Linked DNA regions of Mus musculus: region 2 is linked to region 1. Evidence: chromatin loops called from intact Hi-C (ENCODE). Cell type or tissue: left cerebral cortex. All regions are shown on one strand. Each heading gives the region's core, and the rest is flanking DNA. Links, peaks and the distances in the headings are about the cores only.

The links. A loop is a pair of places that touch in the nucleus more often than their neighbours do. Peaks named below come from ENCODE experiments on the same cell type or tissue, not always from the same donor. Only the 100,000 strongest peaks of a DNase experiment are listed, where the experiment ranks them.
Region 2: it touches region 1 in a loop (2.8-fold over the local background); 4 of 42 quality-filtered maps call a loop at or near these places.

Annotation. Positions count from the first base shown.
Region 1 is chr17:26,941,730-26,956,801 of GRCm38, reverse strand. Syngap1 (synaptic Ras GTPase activating protein 1 homolog (rat)) reads right to left here. Exons shown (of 19, transcript NM_001281491.2): 2 at 12,048-12,169; 3 at 10,064-10,169; 4 at 4,149-4,240; 5 at 3,651-3,772; 6 at 1,721-1,874; 7 at 1,431-1,529. It overlaps Mir3083 (microRNA 3083), which reads left to right and starts at 8,683; the gene lies at 8,683-8,746. It overlaps Gm51291 (predicted gene, 51291), which reads right to left and starts at 8,742; the gene lies at 8,686-8,742. In left cerebral cortex, for the core only: CTCF peaks have their summits at 7,355 and 9,949; DNase peaks (open chromatin) are centred at 9,349, 10,021, 10,527, 10,806 and 7 more places; H3K4me3 peaks cover 7,177 bases; H3K27ac peaks cover 7,426 bases.
Region 2 is chr17:27,010,052-27,025,123 of GRCm38, reverse strand. It overlaps Bak1 (BCL2-antagonist/killer 1), which reads left to right. Exons shown (of 6, transcript NM_007523.3): 3 at 2,247-2,382; 4 at 2,542-2,685; 5 at 3,777-3,957; 6 at 4,089-5,312. The coding sequence ends at 4,193. It also overlaps a transcript of Ggnbp1 not described here. Among named protein-coding and RNA genes, the nearest start is that of Bak1, 11 kb to the left of the region's middle. In left cerebral cortex, for the core only: a CTCF peak has its summit at 5,860 (motif pointing right); DNase peaks (open chromatin) are centred at 6,647, 7,116, 7,376, 7,786 and 3 more places; H3K4me3 peaks cover 981 bases; H3K27ac peaks cover 2,603 bases.

The sequences.
Region 1 (15,072 bases), core at 3,906-11,905:
ATGAGGGCATACTTGATTAATGTCATCTCTTAATCCAGCAATTGGTGACTTTATCACATTAGAGACATACAGAAGGAAGCTAGCCATGTAAAGAGGGACAGACTGAAGGTGACAGCTTTCAGAACTGACATGGCCTTGCTCATCTTGGACTTTAGACCCCTGATCTGTGAGAGAAGAGCTTTGGCTGGCTCAGTTCACGGTGACTTTTTTTACAGCAGCCTTGGATGCTAACAGAGAAAGGAATTCCTACAGGATTAATGCTAGGAGATGCTTAGGTGATGAGTCAAACGCACTGAGGGCCAGCAAGATGGCTTCCTTGGTGAAGGTGCCAGTGTGAGTGTGAGCCTTAGGACCCACAGCAGAGTGGGAGGGGCTCTGGCCTCCACGTGAGCACTGTGACCTCCCCCGTTTCCCCCCCTACAAGTAAATATGGAAGTTTTTAGATTATTTACTTTTTTTTTTTTGAAACAGGATCGCTCCACACAGCTTTGACTATCCTGGAACTCACTCTGGATTGGACTCACAGAAATCCACCTGCTTCTATGCTGGGATTAAGGCCTATGCCACCACGGCCTGCAACATTTTTTTTTTTTTAAGTAAGGAAGACCTCAAAGATACAAATGAGAAAGTCCCACAGAAACATCAGATGTTGCAAAACAAAATAATACTTGCGTTAAGCATAGGGCCAACAGCTGGGCAGTGATGGCGCATGCCTTTAATCCCAGCACTTGGGAGGCGGAGGCAGGTGGATTTCTGAGTTCAAGGTCAGCCTGGTCTACAGAGTGAGTTCCAGGACAGCCAGGGTTACACAGAGAAACCTTGTCTCAAAAAAAAAAAAAAAGTACTAGGGCCAGTACAGTGTGAGCTGAGGGCTGACTTGAGGAGGGCCCAAGCTCCTGGTGAGAGTCACATGCTACGGCACTATGTGGAAAGCAGTGTGGTACCTGGGCCATGTGTGGTTCAGATTGTGTCTAGTATTTTAAGTGGGATTTCTTAATAAAGGCCCTGGGGGAAAAAGAGGAAGATGGCCAGGACTGTGAGCCTGCTACAAACTGGAGTCAGACCAGCTGACAGACTGGCAGCTTTTTCTCAGGGAACATAAGTCTTGGCTCTGTCAAGGGGACCCTGAGGTCACCAAGGCCAACTGTACTTGGTAGACTTTATAAAGAGAGCCAGGGTTCACAAAGTACTGCGAGTGCAGCTGGAAGACCACCCATTAGGTGTGAGGTGTGAGCGAGGCCTTCCATCAGATCCTTGGCTCATGGCTTTCATGGCAGGGAAGTAGAGCATGATGGAAGGTAGCAGTTGGGGGAAAAAGGGAATAAAGGGGAATTCTGAATAATGGAAGTCACCCCAGGGCCCTCCTTCCAAATCCCCACCCTTTAGCTCACTAGGCCCCCAGCCTCCTTGGTTCCCTTCTTCCCCAGTACCTTGTTGGGTTTTACAGCCCTCTGCAGATTCTCAATCCATTTGTCCCTTTCAGCTGCAGACCGACAGGCAAAGCATTTTGTTCCAGATGATGTTGTTACCTGGAGAGGAGTGTGGATTTGAGGTGGGGCTCCAAGGAGGGGTGATTCCTAGAGGCTGGAGACTACACCACACCTTCCTCCCTGGTCCAGCTGTTTCCCTGACAGCTCCACATGCCCGTACTCCAGGCCCTCGAGGCCCCACCCTCCTGCATCCCTGCCCACTCAGTCCATCTCAGCACAAAGGCTACTACCTCAAAGCAGAACTCCTGACCCAGGATGGAGCTGTGTACTGGCTTGATAATGGAGTCTTCATCCAGGTTGAGCTCCAAGGCCTCAGCAGCACTACTGGGACTCAGCAGGGACTCGTGGGAATGTGACTCCTTGAAGCTCTGCATCAGCCGGGCCCTGGCAGCACAGGGGTCAGAAAAACATCAGGGAAGGTCCTCTCTCCTCACTGAGGACTCTGCTCACCAGAGGAAGCCCAGGCTCCTCCTGTGGATGTGGGAGGTACGGGGTAGGGGTGGGGGGCGCAGGGGGGAACCAAAACCCTTCAAGAGACCTATCTGCATCAACTCATACTCAGGATACCTAGAAATAGCTCAGAACTGCTGGGCGTAGTAACACACACCTTTAATCCCAGCACTCAAGAGGCAGAGACAGGTAGATCCCTGTTAAGTCTGAGGCCAGCCTGGTCTACATAGCAGGCCCCAGGCTAGCCAGGGTCACACAGTGAGACCTTATCTTTAAAAACAAACACAAACCATGTCGAAAACGAAACAACAACAACAACAAAAGAAAAGGAAAGAAAAGAAAAGAAAAGAAAAGAAAAGAAAAGAAAAGAGAAGAAAGAAAAAACAAAATGGCCTGGACATGTCTAGGTGACTCCAGAAATGAGAATCTCAATATAAAGGAAAAAATTGGAAGCAAAGACTCGAGTCACAGAGGAAATACAGTAATGTTTGGTTTGGACCTGGCACACAGTTAGTGCCTAATAAACATTTTATGATTCAAACTATAAATGAAGTAAGTTTTTAGTACAACCAAGAGATAAAGAGAGAAAGGCCCAGGCAAATAAAGGAGCAGACGGGGCAGAGTAAAGGTCAGAGGCTGGAAAGCAGACTTGGGAAGAAGGGGAGGCAGAACAGCAAGCAGGGGGCAAAAGCAGGCGCAGTAAGGCTAAGGAAGAGCAAGCGTGTGCTGTGCAGAGGACAGCGCTGCGCTGCGCTGTGCTGCGCGGGGAGCACAGGACAAGCCGGGCTGAGGTACCCGAGCAAGGGGAGAAAGGATAGATAGCAAGTGGTGTGGAAATGGGTAGGGGACCAAGATGGAGAGCATGGGGAAGCAGGAGGGGAGCTCGGGTGTGGGAGCCTCCATGAAGTTATTTATAGCAGCCCCGTCATCACAGGCTCTGGCTGCCGTCAGCACCACGCTCCCCCGGCGCCCCCCCCCCCCGCCCCCGCGGCCAGGAATACCATGCCCTCACCCCCCCCCCTCCAGCCCCAAATCCAGCACTGGTTACTTGGAAGGGGGCAGGGAAAGGTGTGACTCACCTGATCCCAACCTTCCTACCCTGCTCAGTCCCTAGGACAGCCAGACACAAGGGAAAAGGACAGACTCTCTCCAGGGAGTGACTGGACTAGGGGAAGCCCAGAGAAGGACAAAGGCAAGCAGCCAGGTCTCCTTCCTTATTCCTCAGGCCCTGAATTAACCCCAGCCTTTGTCCCCATTCTGTTACCTGCATACCAGACGCTACCTTTCCTATTGTTCTCTTGCTCCCCACTGGCCCTGCTACTGGGACCTCAGAGCCCTCATCCTTCTCATTCAACACCAGCTACCCATGTCCAGCCTGCTGTCCCTAATCCCTGCCCTTCTTCACCTCCCACCTGGGTGGGTCCTATTGGCTTCTTCTCACCACCCAGTAAGCTCTGTCACTAGTCCTACCCAGGGTGGGAGCCACCTTCCTTCCTCCCCACGAGTCCTGCCCTCCTTGGCTTCACCTTCGCCTCCTTCCCTGCCTCAGCAGGTCCTTCCTTGTCACCACTTCTTTCTGGTTACTCGTGGCTTAGGCCAGCTCCTCTCAGATGTCTCTTGCACCCCGACCAACATGAGCCCGTTAACCTTTGTTCTCAGGGAATCCCCCACTCCTCTCAGTCCCCATCTAATTTCAGGTCCAGTACCTACCGGTCATGGTCAGCACTTCGGAAGCGAGGCAGGATCTGTCGAAAGCTGCTGGTCCGGTCAAGTTTGGGTTGTGACTTTGTACGTTTGATAGAGCTTTTTAGCCTCCGGCTCAGGAAGCCTTGCTGGGGAGCAAATGGGAATAGGGGTGACTGGGGCGGCTCAGAGTCTCCCTGGACACCCTCAGCTGGCAAGGAATCCCTGGAAGAACATGGAGAAGAGGAAAGGGGACAGGAGCCCTGACACCAGTTTGTCTTCCTTGCTCCCACGGGTGCTGTATGATGTGAGCAGATACACAAACACACAAACTAGCTGGAAAAGGTGGGAGGGCTGGTCCAAGAAGTAGGGGGCAGAGCCAAGAAGGGGTAAACCAAAGAGGTGGGGATGCATGCACACTCTTCCTTGGTCCTCTCTTTCAGAACCATGGGGCTCCAGCTGGGGCTGGGAGAGATAGGGTCAGGCTGAGCCACATCTGGCAGGCACTGGCATTCATTCACTCACCGAGGGCCGGAAGGGCGCAGCGGGGGCGGCCTCCATGCTGTACTGTTTCCCCCCTGGGACACTCTTCCTCCTCGAGCGACCCAAGTGGTATTCTGGAGGGGAGGAAAGGGCCCAACAGAAAGTTGGGGAAGGGGCTGGGGAACTATGAGTTCCGACTTCCACCCTGGGCCAGTGTATTAGCCACCTCCCTCGGTCCCTCAGCTCCGGCCTCACCTACCCCCCGGAAAGCAGCAAGAAGAGCAGCGGCGGCGGAGAGGCTGGCGGTGGGAAGGAGGGGGCAAGGAACCTGAGCCGGAGCCCCCTGACGGGGTCGGGGTGGGAGGCCTTAAGCCCATGACTTGGATAGGCAGTCAGTCAGCAGGGGGGCATAGTCAGGAGGGTCAGTGAAACCTCCCTAATGAAGATTACCCACGGCCCAGGGAGCCTCAGTTTGCCTGTCCCCCACCCAAAAGAAGGGGCTTGCTTGGGGAGATAGGTTAAAGGTCATTGCCCATGGATGGGCTTTCCTCTTTTCCCAGCTAGGCACATCCTCCCCCTGCCCCACACCTCCCAGAGACCCTGTCTGTCTGGAGGTCCAGGGCTGCCTCCCATGACCCCCTCCCAGGACTGGAGGGGGAGGTCTCAGAAGAGACCTGTGCTGAGTGAGGGGAACAGAAGATCGGAGGAAGGGACCGATAGGGAGCGGGCAGAAGAGCCGGTTCCACGTGCACTGCAGTGCTAGTGAATGGTTGGAGAAGAAAAGAATGCAGGGGAGTGGGGAGGAAGGGCAGTGGGATTCTGGGGACTCCCAAGTAAAGGCTGGCGAGAAGGGGGGGTGGGGGGGAGGTGAATGCGGATGAAGCTCAGCCTGTCAAGAATCGAAGGAACAGGAGCTTAGAGGAAGGGAGCCGAAGGTCTGCTGCTAGGGAATTTGGAGGGGCCGAAGGGCTGAAGGAGAATGAAAGTGGGGGGATGCCAAGCTCCGGCTCCAGCTCCAGAATGGCTGCCCAGGCCTGGGCTCCCCCCTCAGCCCCACAGTCACCACTGCAGCCAATGGGGGGGCTGGTGCTGCATCAGGGGCGGGGCCACCATCTCCATGGCAACAAGAAGCTACAGGCTGGGGGGGGGGGGTGCGACCGGAAGAACGGCTTGTTAACCCGCTAGGTTCCAGAAGAAAACAGTGAAAACCCCACTACATTTTCATGTCTGCTTCCAGACTGCCCACTGCCTCAGAGCCGGTCCTTCCCTGCTCCTTTTACGGACAGATTCAGGTTTGCACACACAAGCAAGTCTGGATCCCGAGACGAGAACCCTCTCAGTCTCCCAGGAATCGTGTGTAGAGCACAAAAATACAGCAACCATGTATATCACAGCCGCATTAGGAGAAATAATAGGAAAGTATGTGCTTCGGGGAGACGTACAGACAGCCTTGAGCATGGGGACCCCCACATGCCTAGACATTTGTGAGCACTGCCATGGGGTAGACACACTTGAACTCAGACAGCCACATGAGAACTGCTGGAGTGGACTCTGCGGCCATCATGTGGGCAGTACCCTACATAAATGGACATGTAAACCCTGAGACCCATGCTTAAGTAGGCTGTAGCCCCCTGGGTCGCCCCTGCACCGTGTACACATACATCCTGACCATGGTCAGATAAAGCACAAACACTCATCCTTCACATTAACAGTACAAACACATTCATTGACTCGGGACAGCTCCCTCCTCTCAACACCCCCCCCCCCAGCTTTCTTCTAGCTTTTCCATGACTCTAATCACCAGCATCTGTGATGGCTACCAGGAAAACAGAACAAATAAAACAAAAAAATGAGGAGCAAATGTGTTAGTGAGCCTTGTGTCACCCAGAGCCCCGCATGGCTCCCTCCTCATCCACTCTTCTGCATCTCTCAGGTATGGCTGCCTTACTCTCACTCCAGGGAACCTGGGTCAGCCATTATTTTCACACACATGCATCTCTAATAAAGGCATAGAGGCCTTAAGTTTAAATCCACTAAAACCTTCTTTTGGAACTACAAGCATTTGCAGAGGGGGCAAAATCAGCTAATTGCTTTGTACAGTTCCTGGAGGAAAGACACACCATATCAGGACCTCAAAAATAAGTCATAGGTGCATGGAGGCCACACACATGTTCCCAAGGACTCTGACACAAGAACGAGGCAAAAAGCACAGGAGAGGGCAGACTGACAGGAACATGGGGTGTCCTGTCATTAGTGCTGCCTGCGGTGACATAGACAGAGAAAAGCACACAGCCATGTACACACAGCAAACCTGAAAAGCACACACTGCCATGCTGGGTCTCTATGTCCCATCCCTGCATGATAGATACACTCAAGCACACACACAACAGCCACCTACACAGACCCGTAACATAGGCATTGTGCATACACCCACACAGTACACACCCTGCACACACACACACACACACACACACACACACACACACACACACACAGAGCAAGGGCTTGGACTCCGCCTCTCCAATGTCTCTAATCTTGACATCACCCACAAACATTTCTCCTACCCTCCAATCCCCCAAATCCCTACCCTACGTGTAGCCTTTCTTCTCCATATCCAGCTGACAGCTCTCAAAGGGAGCCAGGGAGAGAGGGTGCCAGAGGAAGATGAGGAGCTGGGCTAGAGAGGGAGCAGAGAACCTGGGGGGAGGGCACGCTCTGCAGTCTCCGTGGTGACAGGCCTCACTGGGAAGCAGCCTCTGTGACTGGATAGCCTCCTACAGACGGGGCAGCCTAGGCCCTCCTGCATCCACTTCTCTCCACCCTCTCAGAATGCTCCACAGAGAGGCCTGGCTCTTCAGCTACCTCCCAACTTCCCTGTCCTCTGCCCTCTTTTCTCTAAGTCCAGCTCAGTGCTCTTAGATTCCCATTCTCCAGACATTCTCTCTCCCTTGCTCTTTGCTCTCCTCCTCTTGGTGACTCTCATCCTTACTTCCCTCTACCCCTTCACTTCTTTCCCTTCAAGCTTTTCTGTCCCCATCTAGGGGCCAGGCAGAGAGGCTCATATCTGCCTAGTCCAAAGGTGTTTCATGCAGTCAGACTGTAAGGAACCATTCACACACTTTGTCCTCACCACCGGAACACTGGCATACCACCACCCACATCCAGACACGCCCTGGACACCCATGCTGGGACTGACACAGATTCTCAGGCCAGTGTTGGAACACACATGCAAAGACACACACCTGCCACCAGGGACACTGAAAATTCTCATTTGGCCAGCCACACATTCCTACACATCAACCTCAACCGGGGACATGCACACTCAGGGTCAGAGGTGACATGAATTAGTATGTCCACAGACTGCCCCATAAACCGGTGGCTGGCCCCACAGGCCCTCAGGCTGTTAACTGGCAGAGGCGGGGCAAGACAGGACATACCTGCACAGTGCTGGCTACACGTGTGCAAGAGGATTTGGGCCCCATGTGCACATGCACCGACACACAGGGGCACAACCACGGTCAAGATCACATACGCAAACACCAGGGCTGGCCCTCCAGTAGGGCTCCAAGACCCCCTCACACCAGCCGCCCCCACGCGCGGTCACAAGCAGGAAGCTGCCCAGACCCCCTCCCTCCCGACCTCTACTGCCCCCCCCCCCCGCTCCGGTTACCATAACTCCCCCCACTCGGAAGATGCAGCGAGAACATGCGGAGGGAGCAGCTGCCGCCGCCGCCGCCGCCACCGCGGCCTCCCCAGGCCCCTCCCGTACCCACGCACACGCGCGCCCCCGCCCCACGCGCGCAGCCCCCCACGCGCGCGCTTCGTCCGCCCGGCCCCGCCCTTACCTCGCACCGCCCCCCGGGGGGTCGAGGGTGTCCCCCGATGGGGGAGGGGCCCGCTCTGCGCGGGGGAGGGGCGGGTGCGGAGGGAGAGGGGGCGGCGGCCCGGCTCGCGCCGCCCGACGCGGTGGGGCGGTGGCGGGGCCCGGGACGGCCTGGACGGCCGCGCGGTGACAGCCGCGGGAACGGCTCCCTCCGCCGCCGCTCCCGCCGCTGCCGCCGTTGCCCGGGCCCCGCCGCCGTTGCTAGGCGACCGCTGCTGCCGTGGCCGCCTCTGTCACGAGCCCCGTCGCCCGGAGACAGCGCGAGAGAGACGGGGGAGGGGGACAGAGGGACCCCCAAAACCAACTAGGCCTCCCATCATCGCCTCGTGAACAGGACCCCCACCCCCAAAAAGAGAGAGAAAGAGAGAGCTAGAAACCCTTGAAGGGAGTGAGGGTTTGCAGCTCCACCCAGCAGAGGAGGAGCCCTAGATTCCAATGCCCTCAAAGGTCCGGCGACCTCTCCCGGGCTGGAGCGTCCACAGCCTCAGCAAACACCTTTGCAAAGTGGAGCCCCCCCCCCCAATCCCAAAACCCTTTATGTCCCCTGCACATCCTCCATGCCCTTTACACATTCTATTTTCCTCAGAAGATTCCAAACACTCACCACCTACTAACTTCTAATAAACCCTGCCTATATATATATATATATATATATATATATATATATATATATATATATATATATATATATAAAGTAAAGGCTGGGAATATTTCAGAGATATATATGTATATCTCCGAAACATTCCCAGCCTTTACTAAGCCCCAATACAGTCAGTAACCTTTACAGGCCACCTTAACTTCACCCTAAACACAGGAGACCCACACCAAAGGCCTCAGCACTCTGAGGACTCTAAGGAAACAGAACTGTGTGGGCAGAGCGGCCAACTGCCAACAGCAGGACACATGACAAACACGCTCTGTGAGCATGTTACCATTCCAGTGCACACAGGTACACACTGCACAAACAAAAAACATGCCTGACATGGACTCGACAGACAGACATCACCCATTCTCTATACACTCTTCACCACAGCGGCCTCCTGGTTAGCCTCAGCGTGCTACCTACACCCTCATGTCAGTTTCCATGACAGTGACATACATCCCTGACCACCAGCCTGGGGTGCCAAAGCTGGCCCCCAAGGGCAGTGAGGCCTAGGCCTATCAGCAGGCAGCTGGCTGGATAACAGGGGCTTCTGGTTCTCTAAGGAAGCCTGTAACCCTGGGGAGGAAGAAATGGTGGGATAAAGGGGTCTCATGGGGTTGGGTGGGCGTCATGGAAGAGAAATGCTGAGGAACTGGGCAGTGGCAGGGGGCTTCCGGGGACTGAGGGCGTCTCTCTGCACCTTGGCTGCAGATCCCTGTTCTCTGCCTTCATCTCCCCTCACTGTTCCCATGGAAACCTTTTAAGCGAACTTCTCAGAGGAAGACAAAAATCTTTTTTTAAATGACTAAAGAGGGGGGTGGGGGGCAGAAGGGAGGAGGAAGGGGAAGAGACAGATGGAGAGAGGGAGAGAGTTGGAGAGACAGTGAGGAGATGGGGGTCTGACGGAGTTCCCAGAGCAGAGGGGAGGAACACGGGGATCAAGGGGAAATGGAAAATGAGAATGGGGAAAATCAAGAAAATAGGGAGTGATACGACTGCAGAAAACGGAATCAATTGAGGGGGAAAGATGAAGGAAAGGCCACAGGCCTGAAGATCTGGAAAAAGATGGGAGCTTGCGAGCGGGACTCGGGTCTGGGGGAGGGCAGGGAATAGGTCATTCCAAGTTCTCAGAAGGAGGATGCGAGGGCCTGGGCCAGGAGCACAGACAGGAGACTAAAGATCTAAGCAGATTATTTTTACAAGCACCAGGGAAACAGTCAAACTTCACTGCTGGAGAGGAAAGGGGAGCAAAGCTAAGCAGTGTATGGACGCGCGGGGGCCGCTCACCAACAGCCCCGGTACCCCGCGCAGCCCGGCAGCCCGGACGAGGGCGCCCTGTCCTCGGGATCGGGATCGGGATCACGGCTGCTCTCCGCCCCCGCCCGCGCTCCCCGAGACTGTCCGGGGCACGAGCCTGCTCGGCCGCCGTACCATGCTCGCCGTGGGGCCGCCCCTCCACTGGCACAGAGACGGTGCGTCTCAGCAGTTTGTTTCGGCTGGACTCGCTCCTCCGGTCGCGGATCAGAAGGGGGTGTATCTAGGGGATTGGGGAGTGTGTCAGACCTCACGGGCCTGCGCCATCCCTCCTTTCCCCTTTCATGGAAGGCCGGCCCCTTGCCAGCCCACCTGCCCCTTCCACCCCTGCCCATTTCCCTTGGCCCTGGTGAGGGGACTTCTCGTTTCCCTGCTCTCCCTCCATTTCTCTTCAAACAGTTTAGAGAATTCTCCCAAACCCCACTAGCGCTTCCAGCAAATCCACAGGAGTTAGCTACCTCCTGAGTCTGGTTTCCCTGTGACCTTCAGTTCGTCCATTTTCCCCCGCTTCCCTCCCAACCTCCTACCTTCCTCGCCCCCTTCTCTCTCTCAAGCTTGTCACAGCTGCATTTATAATCAGTTCCACAGCTTGTCTCCCTCCCACAGCCCGGCTTGCGGCCAGACTGGGACCCAACCTCCCCTCCCCCAAAAAGGCCTGGTCACCTCCCCCCACCCCCCTTTGCATCTTCTTCCTTTACCCTCTTCCCCTCAGCTCTACCTTTCCCTAGGCCTCACCTCAGCTCCCCCTGGGAGTCGTCATCCTAACCTCCACCCCTACCAGAAGCTAGACTCCCACGAGGCCCCAGCCCCACCATCCGCCCAATTCTAGCTCCCAAGGGCCTTCATTCTTCCAGCTCCATCTTCGCCTTCCCACTCCCACCTTCCTACCAGACAGGCTATTCCTGTTGGCCTCGGGTGGCTAGTGGGTCCCCTGTCTCCATGTCTGATTCCTTCCTTCTCACTGCTGCACTTCCCACTCCTATCGGCTCTTTTTCCCAGACCACCCAATGGACTTCAAATCCTTAGTCAAGGCTGATGACCAATAGCAAATCACTCAAAGGCCTTCCAGTATTCCAAACTTAGGTCCACCAGGCCACCTCTCCTGCGGCCAATTACCATGCTCCCTGTCAGACACTTGTAGTTCATGATCTGGACATTCTCTGTCCACATTTTCACCTGACTTCAAGGCTCCTCTACACCCTGGTTAGCCCCAAATCCAGCCCAGCCCCCACAGTGTTTAGGCACAACTCTCATTGCCTCTACTGGGGCACCCTACACTCTCTGAAGATGGCTCCCCAAATCACAAATGGGGGCCTCACCCTTCAGAATTGGGCCCATTCCTACTATGGAACCAACACCCTTTAGACTCTTAGACCTCACATGACCACTAACCATCTCCTTCCAGACGCCCTGCCCTGGCCATTCCACCTCCTCACTCTGGCTAGTCCAAGTCCTGCTCCTGTGCACAGGTCCCCACACTACAGTTGTCTACCTCTTCCTTCCATGTCCTCTCCTGAAACCCAACCTTCCCTGTAGAGGCAGAAGGAAACCTAGTCTGAAGCTCACACCATTTTTGTTTCCATTCATGCCAAAATCCAGTGACCCCTGTGGTCTGTCAGTCCCTCCAGCCGCTCCCACTTCTCCTGACTTTCCTCAGGATCGCCTAGTCTTAGCCTGCACTGTGCCCTGTGATGAAGAGCTAGGAGAGGCGGGGAGGAGAAAGCTGAGGACCCCTTTGGAGGAAGGAAGGCCCCCCTTCCTCACTTGCTTTAAGCTCTTCACTTTCCTTCCCCCATAATATGGATAGGGTGAAATCAGTAGGCACCCTCACGACTTCAGAACCATAGCTCCTCCGCAGCACTTCCAATGGCCTCAAAGACCTTCTAGTGGAAGTCAAAGAAAGGTTGTCTATCTTCTTAACACCTTGGCTGTGTACAACAACCCCAATGGCCGCCCTCCTCCCACCTCCTGTCTCTTTTCCTTCCTGTTCTTAGGGCTCTCTCTCTCTCTCTCTCCCGCTCACTGAAGAGGACTCTCCCCATCGTCCTCTCTCCGTGGTCAGTCTTCTCCGCTTGCCCCACCTCCTCCTCACCCCGCTCACCTCATCCTCATCCAGCATGAGCAGCTGGTTCCCCGAGATGATGCAGAACCGAGGGTTCCAGCCAGGACGATCGTACGGGGAATGAACGTATTGGGTTCGGTGCATAGGGGGTCCCCGTACATCTGGGGGACAGAGACACACAGACAGTGAGGGAGGGTCTATACGCTGGGTGTAGAAACCTAAAGTGGGAAGGAGAGTCTGCAGAGAGGGAAAAGGGGCACCACCCGCCTGGAGAGGTCTTGGGTCGGGGGATGGTCCTTCATGCTGAGTGGCATCATGGGAGGTTCCAGGAAGGGGATGAGCGTGGCTTCAAAGATGAGAATTAGTCACATGACAGAGAGGGACTTTACTAGGGGCAGTAGAAGGGGGAAAACTCGGCCTGTTCACTAGTGTTGAGGGGTAGAGATTTATGAAACTGGCAAAAGACACAGAGAGGAAGGGCATTAATAAGCTGCTTACAATGGATGCGGCCTCACATATTTAGGAGAATATGAGGTACCCAGCTGTGGAAAAGAAGATGGTGCACTGAAGCATATTTGAGTCATGAGATTCTGAGAACTAAACAATTAAGAAGAAAGAAAGGAATGGGGGGGGGTCTTATATGTTCAGAGAGGCGTGAGGCCTCCCCTCTCTTCTTCCCTTAATTCCCTACTCCTACCCTGGCCACCCTTTTGGAGACGTTACCAAGGGGAAGGTAGCTCGTCTTTGCATCTGGCTGTGCAGGGATCAGGGATCTGCTCCGATGACCAAAGACTGGTCTGGCCTCTCTGTCCACAGCAGGCTCCGGAGTCAGCCCTCCTCTTCCCACCCAATCTTCATAGATAGGGAGGAGCCAACTCTACAAGCTGACAGCCGCACCTGGCTGTCACTGGGCACATTGAGGAACTTAGAAAGAGTGGAGGAAAGAGTGGAACAGCCACACCTCATGTCAGAGGAACTTCCCAAGATGAAATCTGACAATAAACAAATTTCCAGAAAAAAAAAAATGGGATCAACAGTTATGCACACTCAGGTGCTCCATCTTTGCTGTCTCGATAGCATCGTTGCCACATACCATTTATGGGGACACAGTGAAGGAAAGGCCTTCAGGGAGTCAGAAGAGTTAGATTGGTGATATTGGAGTGATAAAACTAGGCTTAAGGGATCAACTGGAGGATGTTCACAGGAAGAAAAGTCCAGGGCTATCACCTGTGCAGGGTAATTAACTTGGGCATGTTTCAGGAGAACTGGCCTTTGAGCTTCATTCCAGGCCCTAGAGTAACTTTAGGAAACTCCATCCCCTTACTGATGATGGCCACCATTCTCAAATTTACCCAAATTGCAGGTCAGACAGAAAGATAAACACCTGGGAATTGTGCCTAGACCTCACAATGCTTTCAAAATTTCACTGTCTCGATGCTTTCTTGGAAACTCTACTCATATTTTCTAAATATCAAAGGTCACTGACAGGGTTGGTCATTATAGCTCAGTGGTCGGGGAAAAAAACCAAAACAATAATGACAACAAAAAACTCAAAAACCAACAACAACAAAAAAAACCCCACTAGGATTCAAAGCCCCAGCACAACAATAGCAACAACAACCTTCCATAACTTAGATCACAAACACTTGAGGCCTAGTACATCTCAACGCATGGTGTATCCAGGGGAAAAATCTGTTAATACATATAACCAAAACACAACAGAGGAGCTGCTCTAGGCTGCAGCTGGGCAAGCAGGATAGACCTCAAGGGACACTGTTCTACTGGGAACAGGAAAGGGACACAGGGAATCTTAGCTTAGGTACAACACACACACACACACACACACACACACACACACACACACAGAGAGATTCTATAGTTAAGAATACTAATGACCCTAGGAAGCAATGGAACATGGCAGAGGACAGGGAAATGGGAAATTTTTACTGGAATGAGAAGTTCCACAAGGGTCCAAGATGGGGGAATTCCTTAGAGCCCTGTTCCAACGATCAAAACCTGTGTTTTGGTAACCCCCCCCCCCAATCTCTATCACCCCAGGAAGCAGAGGGGACAAGAAGAGAGGAATCACCAGGTTGGGGAATAAGAGGAAATAAGCACAGACCATGTGACAAGATGGGAAGTGGGATAGGAAACAGAGGGTGAGCTGAGGGACAAGTAACAGCGTGAACCTAAGAGAAAAGGAAGATGGTAAAGATGGTGGTTGCTTGCCTAGGGCAAGGGAATGGACCAGAAGGTTTCAGCCAACATGGGGCAGAGGGAGTGAGAGAGACCTGTCAGGGGATCTGAGACACGGGGCCCAGGAGCAGCAGTGGTGTATTAAGGTAGTTATTAGAAGAGAGGGAGGGAAAGAGAAGAGATATGAGATAGGGACCAATACAGGGGAAGAACAGAAGGGGGACTCATATAAGAAACGGACACCATATGGGGGGAAAGATATAAGTGATGGACAGCAGAGGCAGGGAGGGGGACTGGAAAGAAGAGGTGGGGTGGGGGAAGGGGTCAAAGCGATTAAGAAAGCAAATGAGACTCAGGGATTGCATCTCACTTCTCCAGAGTCCTAATGAGGGCCAGTTACCCTCAGGATTTTTATCTGGCCCTTGTCCCCACCCCTCAATCTTACTTGCATCCCCCCCCCCAAACCAAAAAAAAAAAAACCACTTGATCCTCCCCCTTCTCTGGTGTCCCCTCCCCCAATCCTTTTTCTCTCTCCTCTCTTCCCTCCATCTGGACCCCCCACACCCCCCCACTGCCACCTTCTTTCTCCATCTGGCCCCTTCCCTCCCTCCATCCTCCTCTCTTTTCCTAAGTCCTACCACCCTGAGCCCCTCACCAAATTCCCTTCCCACCTTCTTGGTCTCTCATGCCGCCTGTGTTTTCATTTCCCCCCTACCCTCTCCCAAGACCATGCCTCTACTTCCTTGGTAATTTCTTCCTCACTCTGCTCCCAAATCCAAACCATTTCTGCAGCCTTTCCCCAAACTCAGTCCTCCCTTCTCATCCCTTTCTGACGCGCTTTCCCCTCCATCATCTTCCCCTCAGCCCC
Region 2 (15,072 bases), core at 2,472-10,471, 70 kb before region 1:
CTTGTCTCAAAACAGTGAAAAACAAGCTATTCTCCTTTGACTTTTGAGGCAAAGACTCCCCAATTTCAACTTGGTTCCTCCCATTTCCTATACTCCAAGGCCTCGGGTCCACATCCCACCCAGACAGCTCAGGAGCCCTGCAGTGAGAATTCTGGTTTCTTACAAAATCCAGTTATAGCTGGGCAGTGGTGGCGCACGTCTTTAATCCCAGCACTGGGAGGCAGAGGCAGGCGGATTTCTGAGTTCAAGTCCAGCCTGGTCTACAGAGTGAGTTCCAGGACAGCCAGGGCTACATAGAGAAACCCTGTCTCAAAAAACCAAAAACAAACAAACAAACAAAAAACCCAAAAAGACAAAAAACAAAAACCCAGTTACGTGGGTCGGAGAGATGGCTCAGTGTTTAAGGGCACTGGCTGCTCTCAGAGGTCCTGAGTTCAGTTCCTAGCAACCACATGGTGGCTCACAACTCTCTGTAATGGGATCCAATGCCCTCTTCTATCGTGAAGGCATATGCGCAAACAGAGTACTCATATATATGAACATAAATCTTGAAATTCATTTTTTTAAAGTTATGTTATGTGAATATGTTTTCATTTGAATCCCAGGTGTAGGATAAGGGGCTGCTTCACTCCGTCCCTAGCTGCTAACTAGGATTGTCTTGTGCTCTGGGGAGATGTGATTTTTGCCAGCTGCAGATAGTTTAGTTCTGGGGACTCTGGAGAGGTTATAAATTCGAGAGTTCTGCAAGAGAGTCTGTGGCGGCGGCGGCAGCTGCCCCCCTTGTTACTGCATTTGCTACTGTTGGACTGCTGGATATTCAAACAAGGAAGATTGGACCTGCCCCAAGAAACCCACTGACCCTAATCAGTTTGAAGTAACCTATAGAAGGCTACATCCCTTTCCACCCTAATTCCTTTCAACCCTCCAACATTAGGTAGGAGAGAAAGAAAGTTAGACAAGAAAGGGGGCATAGACCTCTTTCAGTCAACAAAATACACTACTTCCTGCTGGTCAGGGTGGTTGGGTTCCTTGGGGAAAGGCCAATCTTTGTCGTCAGGATATCCAGCAGTCCAGGGGTAGCAAACGCAATGAACCAGCAGCAGCTGCCACAGGCCCTCTTGGGGCTCTCCAGAGTCCCCAAAATTCATCTATCTTCAGCTGGCACAAGTCATGCCCCACTAGAGCAGGAAACTTCATGGTCAGCTGCTGTGGACAGTCTGAAGAAGCCGCCCATCCCACGCCTGGATTAAAACACAAGCATCCATAGAGCCCAACTCGGGGGTTAAAGAAACCAGAACTCCCACCACAGAGCCCAGTTCTGGGCTGTCATTCTGCAACAGGCTCTTCCGAAGAGCAGAACCGAGAGCGGGCAGAGATGACAAGGGGACTTGTTTGATTAGGATCCTGGCCGGGCCCGAGCTGTCCAGCGAAGGCCATCTACATGCTGGGGTGGCCAAGAACCTGGCAGCTGCTTGGTCACAAGGCACAAACCCCAGAAGTCCCAGTCTGGTGTCAAAGCCCTGAAGGGTTCCTGGACAGCCCTGGGTCTCTGCACAGCAGAAGGCTGGGGCAGCTGGGTGCTGATAACAAGGAAAGCAGCAACAGCGAGATGCAGTACTTACCCACAGGCAGTGGGGTGGATGGGCATGGGGGAGGGCAGGCAGTGGGGGAGGGCAGGAAGTGAGTGTAGACAGGTATGTTTGGGGAGGGCAGGCAGTGACTGTGGACAGGCAGTAGGGCAGTGACTGTGGACAGGCAGTAGGGGAGGGCAAGCATTGGGGGAGGGCAGTAAGTGTGGGCAAGTGGGTGGGGGAGGGCAGGCAGTGAGGGAGGGGAGGCAGTGGGGGAGGGCAGGCAGCGGGGGAGGGCAGGCAGTGGGGGAGGGCAGGCAGCGGCACTGCAACTGGAAGGTGCGCTCACTGTGAGGAAGGCCCTCCCTTCTTCAGTCTTTCTGGCAAACACAGTAGGACCTGCCCAGAGGTGACTCTTACCAAGCTGACAACCAAGACAACAAACAATTCCTCCCAGTTGTCCAGGCCGCATGACCCCTGTATACATGGCTTAGCCCCCCACCCCCACCCCCGTGCCTCAGTTTCCCCATCTGTAGGCTGGAGCTCCCTCATGTGCCAGGACTAACTCTCATGCGGGCTGAATGCTCACATGGGGGTGAGAGTGGGGGTGGGGATGCGTCCAAGGAGGGTGCTTGGGACAGCTTGCCTTTGCTGACCCCCAGTTCTGATCTGCAGAACAGCAGGTTGCCCAGGACACAGAGGAGGTCTTTCGAAGCTACGTTTTTTACCTCCACCAGCAGGAACAGGAGACCCAGGGGGCGGCCGCCCCTGCCAACCCCGAGATGGACAACTTGCCCCTGGAACCCAACAGGTAAGCTCCAGCCTTGGGGTACAAGTCCTGGGAGCCCTATCAGACCTTCAGACAGGGCTAGGTGGAAAGTCTGCCCCCACCCCATGGAGGCGCCCCTCTGCCCTGAGCCCGGTTCCCAGTGCAGAATTCCAGCTCTCTGACTGATGCTCATCCCTACAGCATCTTGGGTCAGGTGGGTCGGCAGCTTGCTCTCATCGGAGATGATATTAACCGGCGCTACGACACAGAGTTCCAGAATTTACTAGAACAGCTTCAGCCCACAGCCGGGAATGCCTACGAACTCTTCACCAAGATCGCCTCCAGGTACCAGCCCATCCTCCACCCCGCAGACGCATGACGCAGACTCAGACGCTCCATAGGATGGGCTCCCCAGCTGAGGAATGGTGTCAGGGTGAACATACCAACTTCCGCCAGCCCAATTGCAACTGGATGGCTTCTAAGAGGCCACCTGATACCGCATCCCAGCCTGCCATAGGCTACCACTGTGAAACCTAGGGAACAGGGAAAGGACCGGAAGTCAGTGTCCCTGCTTTGACGCCACATCCAAGTTGGCTTGAGTTCTGTTGTCTGATCTTTATCTTCTGTGTCTGGGTGTTTAGCGTGCATGTATATGTGCGCACCAACCTGCGTGCCTAGTGCCCAATGGGGCCAGAAGGCTGGAGCTAGAGTTTACAGACCGTCATGAGCCACCATGTGGGTGCTGAGAATTGAAACCAGGTCTTCTGAAAGAGCAGCCAGTATTGCTAACCGCTGAGCCAGCTCTCCAGCCCCATTAAGTCTCATGTAGCCCTGGCTGGCCTTGAACTCTTATCATCCAGCTTCGGCCTTGCAAGTGCTAGGATCAATCATGTGCCACCGAGCAATGTCCTTTCCTTACACCAGGGAGTCAGCGTCAGGGTAGATCTCAAGGTGGTAGTTGATGTAGAAGCAGGCGGCAAGTTTAAGTACAGAGGTGGCACATCCTGTCCCTGTCCTCAGGCCCCACTCCGTCCCCTGTGATTTGGGGATCTGTCGTAATCTCTTCTGTCCTTTTCTCTCTGCTGTCCCTCGGGCTGCCAGGCCAGCAGCAACATGCACAGGTAATCTCCCTGTCACCTCATCTGGTCGCTCTTCCCTCTCAGCTCCCCCCACCCTTCCTTCTCCCCCCCCCCCTCGCCATGCAGCCAGCTCATCACATCACCCCTCCCTCACTAGGCTGTCTCCTTTCCTAGAAAGCCAGGCTCTTCCTGACGGGCAGCCAGGCCAAGGCAGACTTTCTGACCTGTCCTGGCAGCTTAGCCGTGTAGCTTCCCATCTGGTGGTGGAGGGGTGGAGGTCGGGTAGAGGAAGAAGGAAAGGACCGGGTCTCCCAAGGCAGGCTCTCCGTGACTTATGAAAAAACTCTTTGCCCACAGCCTATTTAAGAGTGGCATCAGCTGGGGCCGCGTGGTGGCTCTCCTGGGCTTTGGCTACCGTCTGGCCCTGTACGTCTACCAGCGTGGTTTGACCGGCTTCCTGGGCCAGGTGACCTGCTTTTTGGCTGATATCATACTGCATCATTACATCGCCAGATGGATCGCACAGAGAGGCGGTTGGGTGAGTGCCTGGGCTTGGGATGTCCCACCCCCCACCCCCCATCACACCCCCTACCCCCACCCCCCACCCCCCTGCTGCAGGGGCTGCCCGGCCAGGCCACTATAACCCACCCTGTTTTTTTTTCCTGACAGGTGGCAGCCCTGAATTTTCGTAGAGACCCCATCCTGACCGTAATGGTGATTTTTGGTGTGGTTCTGTTGGGCCAATTCGTGGTACACAGATTCTTCAGATCATGACTCCCGGGGAGCCCCACTGGGGCCCCAGCCACGTGCCTGGCTGGACTAAACCTCTCTCCCTACCCCACCCCCTACCCCCCACCCCAACAGTCCTCTCCTTCCTCCCCAGGGCAAAGACGCTTTAGCAAACAGGCACCCCTGATTTGGAGAGCCACCGCCCAGGGGTCATCAATACCCCAACATTGCATGGTGCTACTGAACCCCATCCTGTCTCAGAGGCACTGACTGACGCACTGGGGGGGGTGGGTGGGGGATGGAGAGGCTGGGCCACTAATTCCCAGAAAACTAGGTTTGTTTTTATACTACCCTTTAGATACAATCCACCCTTTTTCTCCACTGTGCCCAAAGTCAGAACATGGAGGGCTTGGGGACTGGTGGTTCGAACCTGTGTTCCCAACACTCCTGCTACTTTGGAAGGTCAGCCCTTGAGAAGAGACCTGAGCACAATCCTTGCCCTCCCTACATTGGCTCCCAAGACCAACTGTAGGAGACTGCATGACCTACTTCACCCCCACCTCATCGTCCATTTCCCCAACCCTACCCCCCACACCCCCTCCCCTCCTATCTCCTACCCCAATCCATCCATTTTTGCCTTGGCGGCTGGACTCTCAGGGATTCTGAGCCCAGAGTGAGGGCAGAGGTGAGAGTTCAGACCACAGCTGTCTGAACACATCCATCAGGCTCTCCAATCCTGTGTCCTTCCTGACCCGTGCTCCCAACCTAGTGGGTAGGGGAAGACGCCACTTTCTCCCCAGGGCTCTCAGGTGAGCCTGCCTGCTGGGGCGGAGGCCTTCCTGACAGACGGACGGACAGAGCCTCAGACTCAGCCACTATGACAGGGGAGGGGGTGGGCACTCTTTGGAGGTGTCCACACTAGAGAACTACTCCAGCAGAAGCAACTGTGGACCTGGGTGCAGTTCCTCCCCGGAACCTATGATTACTTGAACCCCACCTTCACTCCTTGTCTGCCTAGGTCCTCCTCGGGTTGGGTGGGGTGGGTGTTTTTCTCTGTCTTGCACAACATAGGGGTGAGAAGTTTTGATTAAGCCAAATGTATCGGGGAAGAGGGGGAGGCAGAGGGTGCTCTGTGTCTGGAAATAAACTGTGCAATGCCCCCAACACCTCGCCTGGCATCTTTACACTCCACTGACTGTCCTATGTTAGACTGCAGGAAGCTGGACACACTGCTGTAATCCCAGCTCCGCGCTACATAGGTTCTCATGCCGAGATCGCAAGATCCTGAAGTATGAAGCTGCAGTTGGGGCTGGAGAGACGGCTCAGCAGTTAAGAGCACTGACTGCTCTTAAATCTTTGGGCTGGAGTGAGCGGGGCCAAAGTGAGAAGTTAAAAAAAAATAGAAAAAAAAGATCCTGGGTTATGAATCTGCAGATGGTTGGAAAACCAGGACAAATCCCAACCAATCCTTTGTAATGACCCCGGCTCTTCACCCCTTACATCAGTTATTTATTTATTTATTTAGGTTTTTTGAGACAGGGTTTCTCTGTATAGCCCTGGCTGTCCTGGAGCTCACTTTGTAGACCAGGCTGGCCTCGAACTCAGAAATCTGCCTATCTCTGCCTCCCGAGTGCTGGGATTAAAGGTGTGCACTACTACGCCTGCCTTATTTATTTATTTAATGTAAGTACACTAGCTGTCTTCAGACACACCAGAAGAGGGCATCAGATCTCATTATAAATGGTTGTGAGCCACCATGTGGTTGCTGGAATTTGAACTAGGGACCTCAGGAAGAGCAGTCAGTGCTCTTAACTGCTGAGCCATCTCTCCAGTCCCATGTAATTCCTTTTTTTTTTTTTTCTGTGCACGTATGGTAGGGCTACACGTGCCACTGTGTGTGTGTGTGTGTGTGTGTGTGTGTGTGTGTGTGTGTAGTCAGATGGCACTGAGTGGAAATCAGTAAATCAGTTCTCTCCTACCATTTGGGACCTGGAAAGCAAACTCGTTGCCAGGCCCGCTAAACATCTCATGGCTCTCTTATTTCTTTGTAGTCCAGGCAGCTTCTGACCGCAAGGAAAGTCAGGGATCCCTTGGCTGGGGAGCTGAATGGGAAAGTGCACCACTCCAGGGACCCCAAAGGCTACCTCTCTACAGGAGCCACAGCCCACGCCGGCCCTTAAGGCCCCTTTTCACACTCTGCCTGGGACATAATGTTCCAGATCCAGATTCCCTATGTCCCTACAGACACACACACACACACACACACACACACACACACACACACACACGCTGGGCTTTTTTGATCCTAGGAGTTTTGATGTTGCATGGGAGCCCCTACAGAGAGGCAGCCGGGGGTGGGGGTGGGGGTGGATAAAAATAACAAGCTGGGGGCGTTAAAACGTTCCGAAATTCACAAAGATTCCTTTTTCTCTTTAGCCCTGGGCACCCCGGTTTGTGTTTCTGACACCCTCCCCAGCCCATCACAAGACCTGCCGGTCCAAGGGGCCTGGTGAAGCTGCACTTCCACTGGGCTGGGTTGGCTCTGACCTCTCCCTGCCTTCTGTGTGCCCACAGGTACTGGGGGCTGGAAAAATGTTTGGAACCGCCATGCTGAGCTCAAAGCTAACACTTAAGGCGCCGTGTACTATGGTGTATACTGAGAACTTTTTGATACTGGAATGATATGTGATGGGTGGGTGCGTTAGACTCCCACCTCCTAGAAAGGCAAGTGCCTTTTTAGAGTCACGTGGTTAACAAAAGCATCGAGCTAGAACTTTCCATAAGGTTACTAGCTCGAGGTTTTACCTGGAGGCAGGACGAGAGGGTCGCCGGGCTCGTGAGCACATGCCCGCCACGGATTTAGGTGAACAACGTCGAGGCAACTCTCTGGTCTTCCCCGTTGAGACCACAGTCTGAAGGTGAGTGGGCTGCCCGAGTTCAAGGTGGCCGGTGAGGCTTCACACGCATGCGCGCATGCGTGCCCCTTTGTGGGCGGAGCCAGGGAGCTAAGTTGTTCTAGCCATTCTCGAATTTGGAAACCAAAGGTTAGGAGTCAGTCATCTCCATCTGCAAAGAAGGTGAGCCCCAGGTTTGGAGCTTTGACTTCTCTGGCCCCCTCCACACCTAACAAGATGAGGTTACCCCAAACCTGGCCCCCAGTTACTTTCTGGAGCTGCCCAAACCAGAGGGCGATTGAAGTTAGGAGAGGCAGCGTAAGAAAGAAGCTGAGAGGCTGAGAGGCTGCTGGGCGCAGATGGACCCTGCAGGTGCCGCGGTTAAATCTAGAGCACACACTCCTACGCTTCAACATTTGTGGGTCTCCTGAAATTGTACCTTCTTTACACCAAATACATCTGGATTTCATAGCGAGTTTGAGGTCAGCCTAAGCTACGCTGAGAGCCCCGTCTCAAAAAAAAGGGGGGGGGGCACATTTTAGGTCATTGGGTATCTATCCCAACAGTTTAATTGGAAAATGCCCTCCCTTCCCCCAAATTACTCAGAGTCCTCTACATCCACCCACTACTGTATATACTTAAAATGTAGAGGATTCCAGCCCAAGGACTGAAAAGGTAAAGAACTAGATACTAATGCAAGTGCTTGGTGGGTGTGAGTCCCTGTTTCAAAAAGGCCGTAGCTGCAGAGATGACCCAGCAGTTATGAGCAGTGACTGCTCTGGCAGAGATCTGAGTTCAGTTCCCAGCGCCCACAACAGGCAGCTTATAGCAGTCTCTAGTTCCAACTCGACTGGATCCGATGCCCTCTCTCTGGATTCCAAGGACATCTGCTTTGTGTGCACATACCAGACCACCAAGCACGCATGTATACGTAATTAAAAAATAAAATTAGGGCCGGTAAAGACGCCCGCTGGAGAGCACAATGCCCTGAGACCCACCCCTGGGAACCACAGGATTCTCCATAATTGCCCTCTGACCTCCACACGTGCAGCTCACACCACGTATACATAAACTAAACAGCGAATGATAGAGTTCTTTGAAAATGTTTCAGTGCCTAAAACTTTTTCTCATTTGACTTGTAAATGTGTCCCGTGAGGGATGTGTGCTTGGAAAATAAAATCAAGTATGTTAAATTTGTAAACAGAGTTTAAATATTTACAAGAACCTAATTAGCTAAGTTTGTAAATGATGTGGGTGATGTTCAAGCAAATTCGTATGTCGGCCCACAGGCTAACTGAACACCAATCAAAGGACAAGTTATACCTCTTTCATTACACAAATGGTATATGTTAGTATACAAAATGTATGAGAATTCTAAATAGGACATCAGCATATGCAAGTTAAACTTAAGAATTTATGAAAGTATGACTTTAAATTTATAATTTATATATATATATATCAGGAGAGAGAGAGAACAGGGTACAATGTGGCCTTGAACTTGCTGTGTCAAAAATGATCTTGAATTCTTTATCTTCTTGCCTCTACCTCTAAGTACTGGGAATTGAGACTTTAGACAGGTCCAGCCTTGGAAACAGATTTTTTTTGTTTACATTTTTATTTGTTTGTTTATTTTGGAGACAGGATCTTAGATTAAAGGCATGGCCCACCAGGCTCTGCCAAGATTTTTTTCTCAATGTTGGGGAATTCCACACAGGGTCTCATGAATACTAGAAAAATGTTTTACTGTTGTCTGGCGGTGGTGACCCAAAACTTTCATCCCAGCACTCAAGATGCAGAGGCAGGCAGATCTCTGAGTTGGAGTCCTGGTTTATTGTGATAGTTCCAATAGAGGCAAGGCTACACAAAGAAACCCTGACTCAAAAGACCAAAACCAACAAAATAAAAACCAAAAGAAAAAAAAAATTAAGACCATCATTCAACTGTGTAGGCTATATCCGCAGCTGTTTCACTGTTGGTGACGGTGATGGTGCTCACTTTTGAGACAGGGCCTCACTGTGTGGACTGTATAATGATGTACACTAGCCTGGCCTTGAACTCATAGAGATCTGTGTGTTCCTGCCGGCTGGGACTGAGTGCTGGGATTAAAGGCATGTGCCATCACACCCGACTATGGTCTGATTTTTTTTTAATTAAGCACATATGAGTGTGTGTGTGTGTGTGTGTGTGTGTGTGTGTTGGTGTAGAAGAGGGCATCAGATCTCCTGGAACTGGCTCTAAACTGCCCAACATGGGTACTGGGAACCTAACTGAAGTTCTTTCCAAGATTAGCAAATGCCTTTAACCTCTGAACCATCTGTCCAGCCCTGAGAAACTGTCCTTTTAACATGTCACACCAGCCGGGCAATGGAGGTGCACGCCTTTGATCCCAACACTTGGGAGGCAGAGGCAGGCGGATTTCTGAGTTCGAGGCCAGCCTGGTCTACAAGAGTGAGTTCCAGGACAGCCAGGGCTACACAGAGAAACCCTGTCTCAGAAAACCAAGCTAACAAAAATGTCACATCAACAGCTACTTACATAACTTCGATAATTTTAAAGTTGTATTCTTCAAAGGATCAAATAAAAAGTTGTTATATGTATCACTTACAGGGGAGACATACATGCAATCAAGACATGTGGAAGTCAAAGGACACCTTTCTTTCCATTACTCGGTATCAGAGTATGGTGTGCAGTTTCTACAGCTGGTGCCTCTATCCACTGAGCATGTCAGCCCTCAACAGGATTCTTTTTTTTTTTTTTTTTCTTTTTTGGTTTTTCGAGTTAGGGTTTCTCTGTATAGCCCTGGCTGTCCTGGAACTCACTTTGTAGACCAGGCTGGCCTCGAACACAGAAATCCACTTGCCTCTGCCTCCTGAGTGCTGGGATTAAAGGCATGCGCCACCACTGCCTAGCTTTAACAGGATTCTTAATCTTTTTCTCTTTGTTTTTGATACAGGGTCTCTATGTAGACCAGGCTGACCTTGAACTCATAGAAATCCACCTGCCTCTGCCTCTTAGTGCAGGGGTTAAAGTAATCCTGTTTGCCTGTTTATGAGATTCTCTTTATCTGTCACTGTTTAGGTGGCTTTCCCTTCCCATGTCCTCATTTTTCCTTCCTCTCCTGCCTCAGTTTCTTCCTTTGCCATTGGAATGGAACTAATAGTGTTAATAGTGGTGACTTTCTATTAGGACAAAGCTAGACTGGTCGTCGTCGTCGTCGTCGTCATCATCATCGTTGTCATCATTGTCATCGTTGTCAAACACAACAGGGCTTTATGCTACTCAATCCGGCTGTGAACTGATTACATAGTCAAAGCTGGTGTGGCACTCCTGGTCCTGCCTCTAGTCTCTCACCCAGGAATAGATATGCGGGGTGGCACAAGGGACCCCAAAAGCTGGGACACCAAACCCAGCCTACTAATTTATTTTTGGTTAAGACATGGTTTCACACTGTAATCCAAACTATTCCGGAAAGTCATGGCAGTCCTTCTGCCTCAGTTTTCCAAACACTGAGGTGACAGGTGTAAGCCAGCACACCTCCCTATAGATTTTCTGAAGTGCTGGCTCCCATGTTAATTAACATCGACCGTGTAACACAGTGACCTGGGGAACTTACCCTGAAGTCTGTCCCTTTATCCCTGCATTTCCTCTGAGAGCCATAACACACATGGTTCCAGAGTGTTAGAGTCATGGCGAGGGAACGCCATGGCAGTACATCTGGCAGCACACCTGGCAGCAGGTGTGGGATTGCGGCAGCAGCTGAGTGCTCACACCTTATCCATAAACAGGAGGCTGAGAGGGGGCTAACTGAGAATGCTGTGGGCTTTGAAAGTTCAAAAGCCCAGGTCAGTGAGGAGGCCACCCTGCTAATCCTTCCCAACAATTCCACTAGCTAAGGGCCAAGCCCATGGCGGGGGGGGGGGGGGCGGCAGGACATCTTCATTCAAGCCTCCACAGCTCTCCTCCCCCTCATCAGTCCCTGGCAAGAGCCCTCCATCCACCTCTGGCTACTCTGGATCCTTCCCATGAGAGAGCTGCATAGTATAGCCCACTTTACATGAGTGGCAGGTCAGGTCGCACCAGGGTCTCACCTCAGTCCCAGAACTCTCAGTACAGAGCTGGCCAGGGTACATCTATAAATCCTCATTTGTGATCTCAGCTTTGGAGAGTGAGGCAGGAAGATCAGGAGCTCAAGGCCAGCCTTGGTGACAAAGTACATCCCAAAGAAAAGGAAGAGGAGGAGGAGGAGGACAAAGAGGAGGATGCTCAGTGACACAGTAAGGCCCGGGAAGAGGGCAAAGGCCTGTGCATTCCCGGTGCCCACCAGGAGCAGGAGAGATGGCTGACAGCACTTGACCCTGCAGAGCACCTAAGTTGGGTTCCCAACTACCTGTAACTACAGCTCCAGGGGATCTAACACACTTCTGGCCTGCTCAGGCATGGTCACACACCTGCAGATACCCACAGATATAAATACATCTTTAAAAAGAAAGAAAGCTGGACATGGTGGTGCATGACTTTAATCCCAACACTCAGAAGCCAAATGCAGGCAAATCTCTGAGTTCAAGGCCAGGCTGGTCTACATATACATAGTGAGCCCTAGGCCAGCCAAGCCAACACCACATAGTGAGACCCTGTCTCATAAACAGAAAGGATGAAAGGAAGGGAAGAAGGGAGGGAGGGAGGGAGGGAGGGAGGAAGGAAGGAAGGAAGGAAGGAAGGAAGGAAGGAAGGAAGGAAGGAAGGAAGGATGCTAGCCTGTTATTTGAGAGACTGAGGCAGGATTGTGAATCCCAGCCCAGCCTGGACTACAGCATTCAATGCTGTCTCAAAAATAGAACATTCTGAGCATGAAGGTGGTGCCTGCATGTAGTCTCTGTGTTGGATAAGAGATTTCCTCACTGCCTTTCTCTCTCTCAGAAATCAGGCCCTCCCCTCCAGCAGCCTCTGCTGGGACAGGGTTGATAAATGGGCTCACAGCTTTCCCGGAGCTCAGTCATCTCCCTCCCACTTGCAGCTGTGAACAAGCCCAGCCTCCCTGACACTTACACTGAGGACAACCTCGAATTATAACTTGACTTTTGTCTACTGTTCTCTTGCCTTGTGACTCCTGGCCCGTGGGCTAGGCTGGGCTAAATCACGTGATGTGAGATCGCCTCCTCTTACTCGGAACCTTATGGGTCGGAAACCCCTTTCATCTTTCAGAATTAAAGGCTCTCTGTCCCTTCAAGACTCCATTGTGAGTGTGGAGAATCGGCTGCAGTTAAGAGCGATTGTGAAGGTCCTGACTTCAGTTCCCTGCATGCACATTAGGGGGGTCACAGCTGCCTTGTACCCCCAGCTCCAGGGGCTCTGACTCCCTCTTCTGACCTCTGAGGGTGTCTGCGCCCACATGCGCACATAATTAAAAACAAAATAAGCTTTAAAAATACAATAGCGCGCTGTTGATAACGCAGCGCCCCAACTCTAACACCAGTCAGAGCTGCCCAAGGTCGTGGGGTCTTTCCTAATAATGCTCACTGCTCACATCAGCTCCTCTCTACTGTAACCAGGGTTTCTGTGGTAAGCCACAGCAACCAACTCATCAAAGGATCAGTAATTCAAGGCTATCCTTAGCTACGCATGAGTTGGAGGCACCCTGGTGACAGGAGACCCCATCAGAAACACACACACACACACACACACACACACACACACACACACACACAAACACACACACACATCCGCACGTGGATGAGAAGCACGGCTCCTTCCTTCCTGTTTTGCTGCCCCGTCCTTATGTCTTGAGCTGTAAATCTCCCACCCCCCACCCCCACTACAACCACCACTTATTGTGCCTGCATGTTCTTAAAGTCTCCACCAGAAGTCCCTATTTCTGTCAGGTGGCGCTGTTTCAAACTGTGGAGGAAAGAGAGGTCTAGCTGGCCACCCTGGGTGTGGGTGGGGCTTCAGGGTGATGGGCAGGCAGGCTCTACTTCCTGCCCTAGATCCCTACTTCCTGATATGACCTGCTGCTTCACGTGGCACCTGCTGTGGTGGTGAGGCCATCCCACTGCCAGGGTGGGCTGCATCTCTCGAACCCCGATCCAGAATTTAGCTTTCCCAGTTTGCTTCTTTTGGGTGTTTGGTGACAGTTCCGAGTCTATACTAAGGCACTGTGATGTCTCCAAAGGGAAACCATCTTCCTTTTGGGACCTTCTCTTTTGGCAATATCTACCCTTTCACTTTTATCTTGTTATTTTGGCTTTTAGATACAAGCTCTTTCTCTGTGGCCCTGGCTCTCCTGAAACTTGCCCTGTAGCCAAGGCTGGCCTCAAATTCTCAGAGATTCACCTGCCTCTGCATCACAAGCGTTGGGATTAAAGGTGTGCACTACCATGCCTGGTGCTCTCTCTCTCTCTCCCTCTCTCTCTCTCTCTCCAAGGTCTCACTCTATAGGCCAGCTTGTCCTGGTCACATTATGTAGCTCAGGCTAGCCTTGAACTCTTCCATCCTATCTACCTCTTACCTGAGCACCTAGATCATAGGCACCACACCCAACAAGAACACTTTTTTTTTTTTAGTGTTCTTTACGTAGTTTTACATTATACTTAGGAACTATAATGAATTTTATTCTTAACCGATTCTCTATTGTTGGCCGTTTATGTAACTTCCAAGCTGTTAAAATTAACCAGCATGCCAATTTATGGGAAGTCTATCTGGCAAGTAAGTAAAATCATCCTGCAAGTTGTCTCACATTGTTCCCCCACGAGGAAGCACGCTGGACTGGAGAACTCAGACGTTCCTGATTGGTCCTAAGGCCAGACGTCAGCATCTGAGGGACTGTCTGTAAGTGTGCTGGGCCGAAAAAACAAAAACAAAAACAAACAAACAAACAAAAAACCCCCAGCCAGGCGTGGGGGCGCACACCTTTAATCCCAGCACTTGGGAGGCAGAGGCAGGCAGATTTCTGAGTTCGAGGCCAGCCTGGTCTACAGAGTGAGTTCCAGGACAGCCAGGGCTACACAGAGAAACCCTGTGAAACTCAGAAATCTGCTTGCCACTGCCTCCCGAGTGCCGGGATTAAAGGCATGCGGCACCAAGCCCAGTTGCTGAGGTGGAACACTGTCAGCGCCCTCTTTGGGTGCCATCTTGCTGAGTCTTACCGAATCCTGAAAACCAGATCCAGGCTTTGTGCACTACAAGTAGCTGCTCCACCAACAGAGCTACAGTCCCGTCATGGCTCCCAGTAGCCTACGATTCTATAATGCAAGGACCCCCTCCTGCTCCCTGCTCCAGCCCTCACCTGCACCATCAGAACTGATGCTGGTGTGCTGTGCCACAAAGTCACACACTCCTGTGATCCCAGCATCCAGATAACTGAGGCAGGGGGCTCTCTGTGAGTTTAAGGCCAGCCTGGTCTACACAGAGAATTCCAGGACAGCCAAAGCCATGCCCGCCTAAACATGTAAAAAACAAGGAAGAGCATGGGGTGATTCGTGGGGAAAGATATTTGCCTCCAAGCCCCAGAATCCTTATTAAGAGACAGCTGACCCCCATAAGTGGTCCTCTAATCACGATGGCACTTGAGCGTACACACACATACTCACACACACATACTCGTCAAACTTGAGCATCTGAGCCGACCTAGAGGAAGAATGGGATGAGCCATCACAGAAAGAGGCACCTTGTGTGTGTGGCCACGGGGTGTCCAAAGAGGGTAAAAGTGTCCTTCTTCCCATCCTTTATCCCCCAGTTTCACCCTCCCCCCATCACTAGATAGGAGAGAAAGAAGAATGCGGGGGGGGGGGGGGAGGAGGAGGGGGAAGACAGAGATCCTTAAATCTAATTTCCTTCTTCTTGTTTCTTCTTTGAGCATGACCACTAACACACTGAAACCAACCTCCCTCCCCCAAATGACCACCAACCACCACTCTCCACCTTGCAGTGGGCGGGGATGGAGGTGGGGGTCCTACCATTTATCTACACAATCCCAAACATCACACAATCTCAGACACTGTCTGCAGCTGGCAAAACCGTGCCTCTGGTGGAGC